Regions from separate parts of the Homo sapiens genome. Here region 2 is linked to region 1. A link is a contact called in ENCODE Hi-C or POLR2A ChIA-PET data. All regions are on one chromosome and are shown on one strand. The core of a region is the stretch at or near the end of the contact, and the rest is flanking DNA. Distances in the headings are between cores, read along the strand shown. Region 1 holds the start of GM2A (ganglioside GM2 activator). Region 2 holds the start of FAM114A2 (family with sequence similarity 114 member A2).

What was found. Hi-C counts contacts between places; a loop is a spot of excess contacts on that map. ChIA-PET counts read pairs that join two places held with the same protein, here RNA polymerase II (POLR2A). Pooled maps may share reads with other maps.
Region 2: a pooled map shows a loop between it and region 1 (13-fold over the local background). The contact joins the promoter of FAM114A2 here to the promoter of GM2A in region 1. A Hi-C loop is called at or near these places in 1 of 37 single-sample maps with no recorded cell type and 7 of 50 pooled maps. POLR2A ChIA-PET finds 5 or more read pairs at or near these places in 1 of 52 experiments (GM10248).

Annotation. Positions count from the first base shown.
Region 1 is chr5:151,251,771-151,256,868 of GRCh38, forward strand. It overlaps GM2A (ganglioside GM2 activator), which reads left to right and starts at 1,415. Exons shown (of 4, transcript NM_000405.5): 1 at 1,415-1,527. The coding sequence starts at 1,447. RefSeq lists a silencer at 1,026-1,375 and an enhancer at 4,480-4,619.
Region 2 is chr5:154,035,084-154,040,345 of GRCh38, forward strand. It overlaps FAM114A2 (family with sequence similarity 114 member A2), which reads right to left and starts at 3,827. Exons shown (of 14, transcript NM_018691.4): 1 at 3,774-3,827. MFAP3 (microfibril associated protein 3) reads left to right here and starts at 3,884. Exons shown (of 3, transcript NM_005927.5): 1 at 3,884-3,928.

The sequences.
Region 1 (5,098 bases), core at 165-2,664:
GTCGCTGGCAGTGCCCCCCAGTTATGCACAAGCACAAGCTCTGGGTCTGCAGTCTGAACCCCCGGCCAGGCCACGGGTGTCTTATCAACAATAGAGGAAACGAACAGAACTTTGTAGTATTTTTGCAACTTTTCTGTAAACCAAAATAAAAAGTTTACTTTAAAAAAGATGATCAGGTGAGTTTTAAATTCTACACATGCATTCATGTACTCAACAGATTGTCTATTATGCATCAGGCACTGGGTATAAATGAGTGCCTGCATCATGATGCCACCCCTTGTGTAGTTTACAATCCTGTGGTAAATTGGCGGTATTGGTAACAACATCCCTGTTTTTTCTAAAAGCAAATCTCCAACTAGTATATTAACCTGACAAAATCTTGGCTGATGGGGTGTCTAAAAAGAAGTCTTGCTCTATTCCTTCCTAGCTGTGCGACCTTGGCAGAGCTAACCTCACTGTGTATCAGTTTCCTCAGTGCTAAAATTGGGGAAGAAAAAAAAAAAGCATTCCCTTGTGCGTCCTTAGCATGCTTTCAAGCAGTTACTAAATGTTAGTTTTTATAACGGTTATAATTATTAAAAAGATACGGATTCGTGAAGTCAAGAGATCAAGACCGTCCTGGACAACACGGTGAAACCCCGTTTCTACTAAAAACACAAAAATTAGCTGGGCGTGTGGCGCGTGCCTGTAGTCCCAGCTAGTCGAGAGGCTGAGGCGGAAGAATCGCTTGAACCTGGGAGGCAGAGGTTGCAGTGAGCCGAGATCGCGCCACTGCACTCCAGCTCGGGCGACAGAGCGAGAGTCCGTCTCAAAGCAAAAAAAAAAAAAAAAAAGACACACATATGGGGAAGCGTAACATGGCAGAGAGTCTGACATTTTTGTCCGGAAGGACTTGGGGATGAAAACACTGAATCCGCGGTTTCCCAAAGGTCCTTCCAAAGGTGACGGCCCCGGCACGAGTTCACAAACCACAGCTCCGCCCCATCCCCTGCCCGGCCCCGCCCTTCCCAGGAGCTCTGCTCCGCCCCGCCCCCGACTCCGCTCGGCCCCTCCTCGCGCCACGCCCCCGCCCCTCCCGCGCGCGCAGCTCCGCCCCGCCCTCGTGATCCCGCCCCAACCTCGTGCTAAGCTCCCTTCCGTTCCAGCCGCCTTCAGCCCCGCCGCGCTCAGTTCCGCCCCTTTCTCTTCCAACTCCGCCTACGCCCCAGAGAGGGAAGGCCTTGACACCTACGCTAGAGAGACAGGCTCCAATGAAAAGAGCGAGGGGGCGGAGCCGGGAGGAATCGGTCCAATTCTCGGCCGGGAAGTCTCTGGCCGGGACGGGGCAGGGCGAACCTGCCAGTGACTGGACTCAGCTTCTTTGCGTAACCAATACTGGAAGGCATTTAAAGGCACCTCTGCCGCCACAGACCTTGCAGTTAACTCCGCCCTGACCCACCCTTCCCGATGCAGTCCCTGATGCAGGCTCCCCTCCTGATCGCCCTGGGCTTGCTTCTCGCGGCCCCTGCGCAAGCCCACCTGAAAAAGGTGAGTGCACCCTCTTTTAAGAGTCTGTTTGCAGCCTCCTGGCCCAGCTACGGGTGTGCGGGTCTGGCTGAGATATGGGGGTGGCCACTCCGTTCTCTAGAATTGGTTCTCTGCACTAGAGCCTTCCAAAGTAACTAATTATGGGATTCTGGTCTGTACAATGAGGGTGGCCTCTAAAGACTTGTTCTGCTCCAGGCCCTTTTTGGAGAGATTAATCTCACGTCTGCACTCTCCTGCCCTCCCTCCAAGCGCCGGAGTGAAAATGCAGACAGCCTTAAAACTAAGGCATTGCCCCCAGAGATTCAGTCCTGTTAACCCTGCACCTTACTCCTGACCCCCACTCCTTATGTCCCCCATGATAAGGCCTGCTGCCTCATCTCTTCCCCTGCTCGAATGCCCTGAGGTCTTCCTGAGAGTTGGGAGGGTTTGAGAGCTTTTCCAGGCCAGAGGATCCAGATTTGCCCATCTGGTGACAAATACCCAGGCCTGTGACCCCGCTGCCCTTGGTTATGAGCCACTGAGACAACAGTCCCCGTACCCTCCAAGCTTCCTCCTTCACTTCTCATTGACACCGCTTCTTCCTTCACTTCTCATTCACACCGTGCTGCAGATCCCTGGGAAAGGGAAGTTCTGTAATCCCTTCACCTGAAAAAGCCTCGTTCCTGGCTTATTGCAGCTAGCCCAATGTCTTTCAGATTCAATCTATGTTGTTGCAAATGACAAGATGTTCCCCCTTTTAAAGGCTGAATAGTATTCTGTTGTGTATATATGCCACATTTTCTTTATGCATTCAATTTGATGGATAATTTCTTCATCAAGTGTCTGTTGATGGATAATTTCTTTATCCATCAAGTGTCTGTTGATGGACACTTAGGTTATTTCCATATCTTAGCTATTGTGAGTAATGCTGCAATGAATATGGGAGTGCAGATAGCCCTTCGAAATGTTGATTTCAGTTCCTTTGGATATATACCCAGAAGTGGGATAATGGCTCATATGGTAGTTCTGTTTTATTATCTCATTTATATGCGGATTCTAACCAAGTTGAACTTACAGAAGTTGAGAGTAGAGGTGGGGTCTCACTCTGTCACCCAGGCTGGAGTGCAGTGGGGCGATTGTAGCTCACTGCAGCCTTAAACTCCTGGGCTCAAGCAGTCCTCCCACCTCAGTCTCCTGAGTAGCTGGGACTGCAGGTGTGGGCCACCAAGTTCTGCTAAGGAATAGGCTTTGAGATTTATTGCACACCAGGGTGACTATCGTCAGTAATGTATTATATACAGAAGCTCCTTAACTTTCCATGAGGTTATGTTCTGATAAACCCATCATAAGTTGAAAATGCATTTAATACAGCTAACCTGAGAATCATAGCCTAGCCTACCTTAAACATGCCTAGCCTACCTTAAACATGCCCAGAACATTTACATTAGCCTACAGTTGGGCAATATCATCTAACACAAAGCCTATTTCATAATAAAGTGTTGAATGTCTCATGTGATTTACTGAAGACTGTACTGAAAGTGAAAAACAGTATGGATACTAAAAGTACAGTTTCTACTGAATATTTATCACTTAGGCACGATTGTAAAGTTGAAAAATGGTATGTCAAACCATTGTAAGTCAGGAACTGTGTGCATTTCAAAACAACTAAGAGAATACATTTCACATTGCAGTGTACCCCATAAATGTATACAACTATGGTTTGTCAATTTAAAAAAAACCCAAGACCAGGTGCGGTGGTGCACACCTGTAATCCCAGGACTTTGGGAGGCTGAGGTGGACAGATTGCTTGAGCTCAGGAGTTCAAGACCAGCCTGGGCAACATGGTGAAGCCCCATCTCTGCAAAAATACAAAAATTAGCTGGGCGTGGTGGTGTGCGCCAGTATTCCCAGCTACTTGAGAGGCTAAGGTGAGAGGCCCAGCTACGCCTGAACCTGGGAGGTCATGGCTACAGCTGAGATTGCACCACTGCATTCCAGCCTGGGTGACAGAGTGAGACCCTATCTCACAAAAAAACCCCAAAAACAAAAACCCGATTCCATTGCCTCTTGGCTGCTAGCTGTGGTCAAGACATCACACATTTCTGGTAGCAAAGGGATAGGTCCAACCCTGATCCCCTCCCTTCTACCATCTTGGAAGTGTTTGAGAGTGAGGAACAGTGCTGTGTAGGGGAAAGCGGGTGATACTGAAAGCAGGGAGGCTTGGCTTCTGATCATTCCCCTGTCTCAATCCATGGATTTCCTGAGTCTTGTTCTCCTCATCTGTAAGATGGGTGTGATGGTGCCAACGTGCATCTCGGGGAGTTGTCGGTGAAGGGAAATGCATTCATTGATGGAAAATTTCTAAAATCAGAAACAAATAAAGCCATATAAATCTGTGGGCTTGGCCTCACTCTGCCCCCGAGGCAGAAAGTCTGTTTTGCTTGTTGAATGAAGGAACGTGGACCTTTTGACTTCATTTGCCTGGAGAATTTATACCTTGTTCCTGAATGTTGGCTGAGAATGCTTCTCTTGGCTCCAGGGCTGGCCGCTATGAGGTGGAGTCTGGCTAGAGGCTGCTAGCTCACCCTACAAACTTGTTGTATATGCTGTGGGTATGGATGCCATCTCAGACTAGGTCTTAGATTGGCAGTTTTGAAGAGGCCCTGAGACATTATAAAGGTCACTCAAAATCACACAGCACCTACATCTTCTTGGGGCTCATGTGATTCAGAGCCCTGACCTTGAGTCCCTGGGCCAGATAAAGATGGGGGTGGGGGGTGACAGTGAATGAACATCAGGAAACCTGAATTTCAGTTCCTCTTCTAGCATAACTGATCTTGTGACTACAGGCTGTGATGGGTGTTAGATAACAGGGGAGGATATCTAGCCCCATGCTAGTCATATAGTAGGTGCTTAATAGACTCTATAGTGCTGTATAGTGGCTGTCATTTGTTGTACCCATACTATGTGCTATGTACTGGGCTATGTGCTTTTTTCCTAAAAAAAAATTTGGAATAATTTTAGGTTTATAGAATAGTTGCAGCAGGGCGTGGTGGTTCACCCCTATAATCCAGCACTGTGGGAGACCAAGGCAGGCAAATCACTTGAGGCCAGGAGTTTGAGACCAACCTGAACCTGGCCAACATGGTGAAACCCTGTCCATACTAAAAATACAAAAATTAGCCAGGCATGGTGGCGTACACCTGTAGTCCCAGCTACTTGGGAGGCTGAGGCAGGAGAAATCACTTGAACCTAGGAGGCAGAGGTTGCAGTGAGCTGAGATCACGCTGCTGCACTCCAGCCTGGATGACAGAGTGAGACTCTGTCTCAAGAAAAAAAAAAAAAAAAGAAAAGTTACAGAGATAATATAGAGTTTCTATATACTCCTGACTCAGTTTTCCCTGTTAGCATCTTATATGTACATATCTCCAACACTAAGAAACCAACATTAGTACATTACTGTTAACTGAATTCTAGACTTTATTTGGATTTCACCAGTTTTCCCATTAATGCCCTCTTTCTGAGCCAGGATCCAATCCAGGGTACTGCACTGCCATTGTTGTCATGACACATATAATTGTAGTCCCCCCTC
Region 2 (5,262 bases), core at 2,577-5,076, 2.8 Mb after region 1:
AGAGATCCCATATACCTTCATCCAGTTTCCCCCAATGGTAAAACTTACACAAATATAATATCACAACCAGGAAACTGATATCAATGCAATCCACTGATCTCATTCAGACTTTATCAGTTTTAAACGCACTCATTTGTATTTAGTTCTATAAAATTTTATCGCATGTATACCTTTGTGTGACTATCACCACAATCAAGATACAGAACAGTTCAATCACAAGGATCCCTTGTGCTATCCTTTTTTAGCCATAACCACTTCCGACACTCCTTCCAACCCAAAGCAATTACTGATCTCTCTGATGGACAGGTGTCCTCCATCTCTGTAATTCTGTCATTTCAAGATGTTATATAAATGAAATCATACAGCATATTACCTATTGACATTGACTTTTTTCACTCAGCATAAGCCCCTCAAGATCCATTTAAGTTGTATTAGTATTCCTTCCTTTTTATTTCTGAGTAGTATTCCATAGTATAGATGTATCACAATTTACCCATTTATCCATCGAAGGATATCTGTATTGTTTCCAGTTTGGGACTATTATAAATAAAACAGCTATGAAAGTTCATGTATAGGTTTTTGGGGGAACATAAGCTATCATTTCTCTGGGGTAAATGACCAAGAGTGCAACTGCTGGGTCATATGGTTAAGTTCATGTTTAGTTTTATGAGAAACTGCCATACTCTTTTCCAGACTAGCTACACCATTTTACATTTCCACCAGCAATGTATGACTGATAAGTTTTTCTGCATTCTTGCCAGCATTTGACATTGTCCCTATTTTTTATTTGAGCCATTCTGACAGTTGTGTGGTGATATCTCATTGTGGATTTAAGTTGTACTTCTCTAAGACCTAATAAGGTTGAACATCTTTTCATGTGCCTATATGCCATCTGTATATCCTTGTCAGTGAAATATCTTTGTATCTTTTGCCCATTTTCTAATGAGATTTTTTTTTTACTGTTGAGTTTTGAGAGCTCTTCATATATTCTGTATAATATGTGGTTTGCAAATATTTTTTTCCAGTATGTAGCTTATCTTTTAATTGTCTTCATTGGGCCTTTCAGAGCAAGTCTTTAATTTTAATGAGGTATAATTTATCAATTTTTCCTTTTACTTATTGTCCTTAAAAATCTTACTAGTTATTAATCATTCCTACCTCAATTTTTCCAGGACATCATGAAATTTAAGCCATCAGATTGGCTTTATGTCAGATCAACTTTTGAATACCAGTGTTACTCAATTCAATTCCTTCCAGATGTAGAGCTCTTTGGCAATTAAAGCCAAGATACTATTGGTGTCTCTACAAAGAACAGACACTAGTTTCCAGGATAACCAAGGATTATCAGAGTAGAAATCAATACATCTCACACATATGTACACACACGCTGTAGGTATGTACTGATATGTACTAAGTGCAGAATTAGACCCAACCCATGCTATCAAAATGTTTCTAATGTATTAGAAAAGAAAGGCATATTAAAACTAAGGCAGACTGGATGCAGCACTATAACAGGTGCTGCATTCAGTCCAACACACAAAATGCTGAAACATCCCTGCCAGACCATCCAACACACAAAATGCTGAAAAAAAACAGAACTCCATTAGAATCAGACAACGTAATTCATGAACAAAGTACCTGAAATAAGCCTAGAGTAGTGGTCACAAACTGGGAATTTAAGTGCCAAATCCAGCCTACAGATGTTTTTATTTGGCCTGCACAGTATTTAACCTTTGCAAAAACTAGATGCCAACATTTAAAAATCAGACTTCATATAAAAATATAGGCTTCCAACTTCTAACTTGTAAAATTAAAAGATCTAGCAACACCGGGCCCACATTCAACTCTGTAATAACTAGCTTGTGCTAAATAGCCGCTGGGCCCTTTTAGCTAGGGCAGTTGCTCTCCAGCTCCCTACAATCCCCCACGCAAATCCACTTCACTCAAATTATGCTACCTGATTAACCTCTGTAGGCATCTGAGTTGGCAACACCTGCCTTAAAAGAAGCTTATGATTTTGACAGATGATGATGCCAATGACAGGATTCAAGGATATGGAAATAACATGAGGGTACAGCCAAAGGCCTGAGGTCTGACAGTATGGAACATGGACAGTTACAGTAGGGAGTAGTTACCATGGCAGAGAGAAGAACAATGGGAAGGCATGAAGCTAGAAAGGTAGATTAAGACAACACTATGGAGTTCAGAATATATGGGCATATAATATAAACACATTACACATTTCCAAAACACATAGAGAAAAAATCCAGATACAACTACTCACTGACATACAAACCAACTTAGAAGTAGCCATTCATTCACTCGCAAACATTTTTTGAGTACCTACTACGTACCAAGTAGTACCACAGTACCTGTGGAGATAGAGAACTAATGTAAGCCATTCACTCCAAGGGCCTATCTAATAGGAAAGACGAGACAGTTTTTGCACAAAGTTCAATTAATGTTTTGTGTATATGAATAAATGTTTCCTATCTTTTCCTTATGCTCTCTCCAGGTTGCAACGCATCATTATCATCATCATAAATATATACAGTATACTATATGTAGAATATATAATATACATATTACATAAATTCATATAATTCCATGAAAGACTGGAAGGACATACTCCAAAATATATTTTTAAAGACAGGGTCTCGCTATGTTGGCCAGGTTGGTCTTGAACCCTAGGCCTGGCCTCAAGCAATCTTCCCCTGCCTCAGCCTCCCAAAGTGCTAAAATTACAGGCGTGAGCCACCATGCCCTGCCAAAACAGTCCCTTTACTAAAATATTAAACACTGGTTATCTCTATTCTTTCATTTGTGCCAGATATTTGAGCTAAGCCAGAAGAGAATTTTTTATGGTGATGGTTGTTTATATTATCATTACTATCGTTATTAGAATGACTGTACCATCTCTTTCCTCAACTCATTCATAATCTAGGAGAAAGGTTAAAAAAAAAAAAGGAATAAACACCAAGTACGTGGAACTGCACTATTTAGTGTTTTTGTAAGTCTTCCAGGCATTGTGTAGTAAGCGTGTAGAAATAATTGTAGTTTCTCCTCCAGTTATTTTCTCAGTTGGAGGAGAAAGATTCCAATAACTGTAAATAAATACGGCTGAGCCATATTTTTAAGAAATAAAAACGCATACGCTTACACACACACATATATATTACGTATATATACACTCCACCCGCCCCATTTACCAAAATGAAGAGCAGTACAGCTTAGTAGCTAAGAGCACGGGCTCTGGAGTTTACTTTCTTCCTGTCCTGCAGCGATTGTGGGGAAGTCAGGTCACCTGTCTGCCTCTCCGTTTCCTCATCTGTCAAATGGAGTTCTGGGTCCCTATAAAGATTCAGTGACGCGATATGTGAGGGGCTTGGAACAGTGACCGGCACGTAACCGCCCACAGGTTAACAGCTGCTATCACTTGGTGGGGTGATGGTTTGTATCCTATCGTTATTAATACGGCTGTCTCTAGATGAGCAAACATGCGCTCTCACTTCTTCCCACATTCAAGAATGGGGTCCCAAACGAGAGATTCGACGTAAACGTCCGCTCCCAACTAAGTTCTCAGGCGCTGACAACGACAAGAATTCCTCACACAAACGTAGCGCTTCAATCACTAAACCGCTTTCACAGCCCTCGACCCTGCCGCGAGATGTCCGCCGCCCACCGTCAGGTCACCGCCTCCCTAACGACTTCGGCTGCCCGGGCCCTGCCCCTGAACCTCGCACCCCTCCTGCCTCGTTCAGGAAGCTCCGCACCTATCCGGCCGCCACCCTCAGCACAGCCACGGCAGCCGACTCGGCGTTCCTACTGCCCCGGAAGTGCTCCTTCAGCGCAGAGGCGTGCCGGTGTGTCCGAGAAAACTTCCGAGTTAAGCCGCCGCTGAGGCCGGAAGGAGCTAGACGGCGGTCGGGTAGGTGACGGCTTGGTTGGGGTCGCTGCGAGGGGACTACTAGGAGCGCCGAGGCGTGAGTCGTAGCCTGTGGCTTGGGGTCGGGAGTGCAGGAGGCGAAAATGTTTGCCATTCTTTTGAAAGTCTGGCCTGGGTGTGGGAGTTCGGTCATCGAACACTTACTGAGAGCCAGATACCTGCCAGGCACTGCCCTGGGCTCCAGGGACACATCAGTCAACGAACGGAAGGGCCCTGCTCTCAAGCAGTGCGAAAAGCAGATTATAAACAAGTCAACAAACGGGATTATCTAAGGTGGTAGTAAGTGCTGTAAAGAAATTTAGACTGGATAATGTGATGGAACGAAGTGGGAGAGTAATAAGCCGTATGAAAATCTGGAATAGAGCATTCCAGGCAGAGAGAATAGCGCGTGCAAAGGCCATATAGTGGGAACAAACTTAGCAAAGTCAAGGAAAAGACAAAGGCCACTGGCTAGAGCAAAAGGAGCAAGGTGAGAATGGAGAGAGATGAGGCCAGGGACTTGAGCCCAAATCTTGTAAGGCTTATGAGCAAGGATAAAGAGTTTGATTTTTGTTTGGAATCCAGTGGAAAACCATTGAAGGTTTCTAAGCAGATGAATGACATGATCTGATTTATGACTCTAAGATTACTCCTGGGACCTCATCAGAAAGATGCAACTCTTCTGTTGCCCTCGAGCAGTGAAAATGCATGAAATCCAGACTGACAGAGCTAGTAAAATATTAAAATCAATCTTATTGTACAGATAAGAAAAACTGAATCCCAGAGAGGTGAAGGGACTTAGCCTTTAAGAACTCATGTTTTCCAACTCCATTTAATGCCCTCGGAATTATCATCTTAATTCCCAGATAAGAGTAATTGTCACTTCTAAAACTCTTCAGATATTTTCCTTTGCTTTTGACAGTGGTTCTCTAAATTTAGGTTCATCAATATCACCTGGAAGCTTGTTAAAATTCCAAAAAACAACAACAAAAAAACCCCTGCTTAAATATAAAATGGATCATTTCCTCTGATTTTCTGTTGTAATGGAAAATGCATAGAATTTGGGGCTAAAGTATGGAATCTTGGGAAGCCACTTATTTTTTAAATGCTGCTGATAATTATAGCAGCAGTTCTCAAACTTTTTGATCTTAGAATTTCTTTATACTTTTAAAATGTATTGAGAACTTCAAAGGGTTTTTGTTTATAATAGCTATCAATATTTACTATTTTAGAAAACAACTTTCAACAAAGGTTATTCATTTTAAAATAAACTCATTATATGTTAACATAGATAGCATTTCTGTAAAGGATATTTTCCAAAATGAAAAATTATTGAG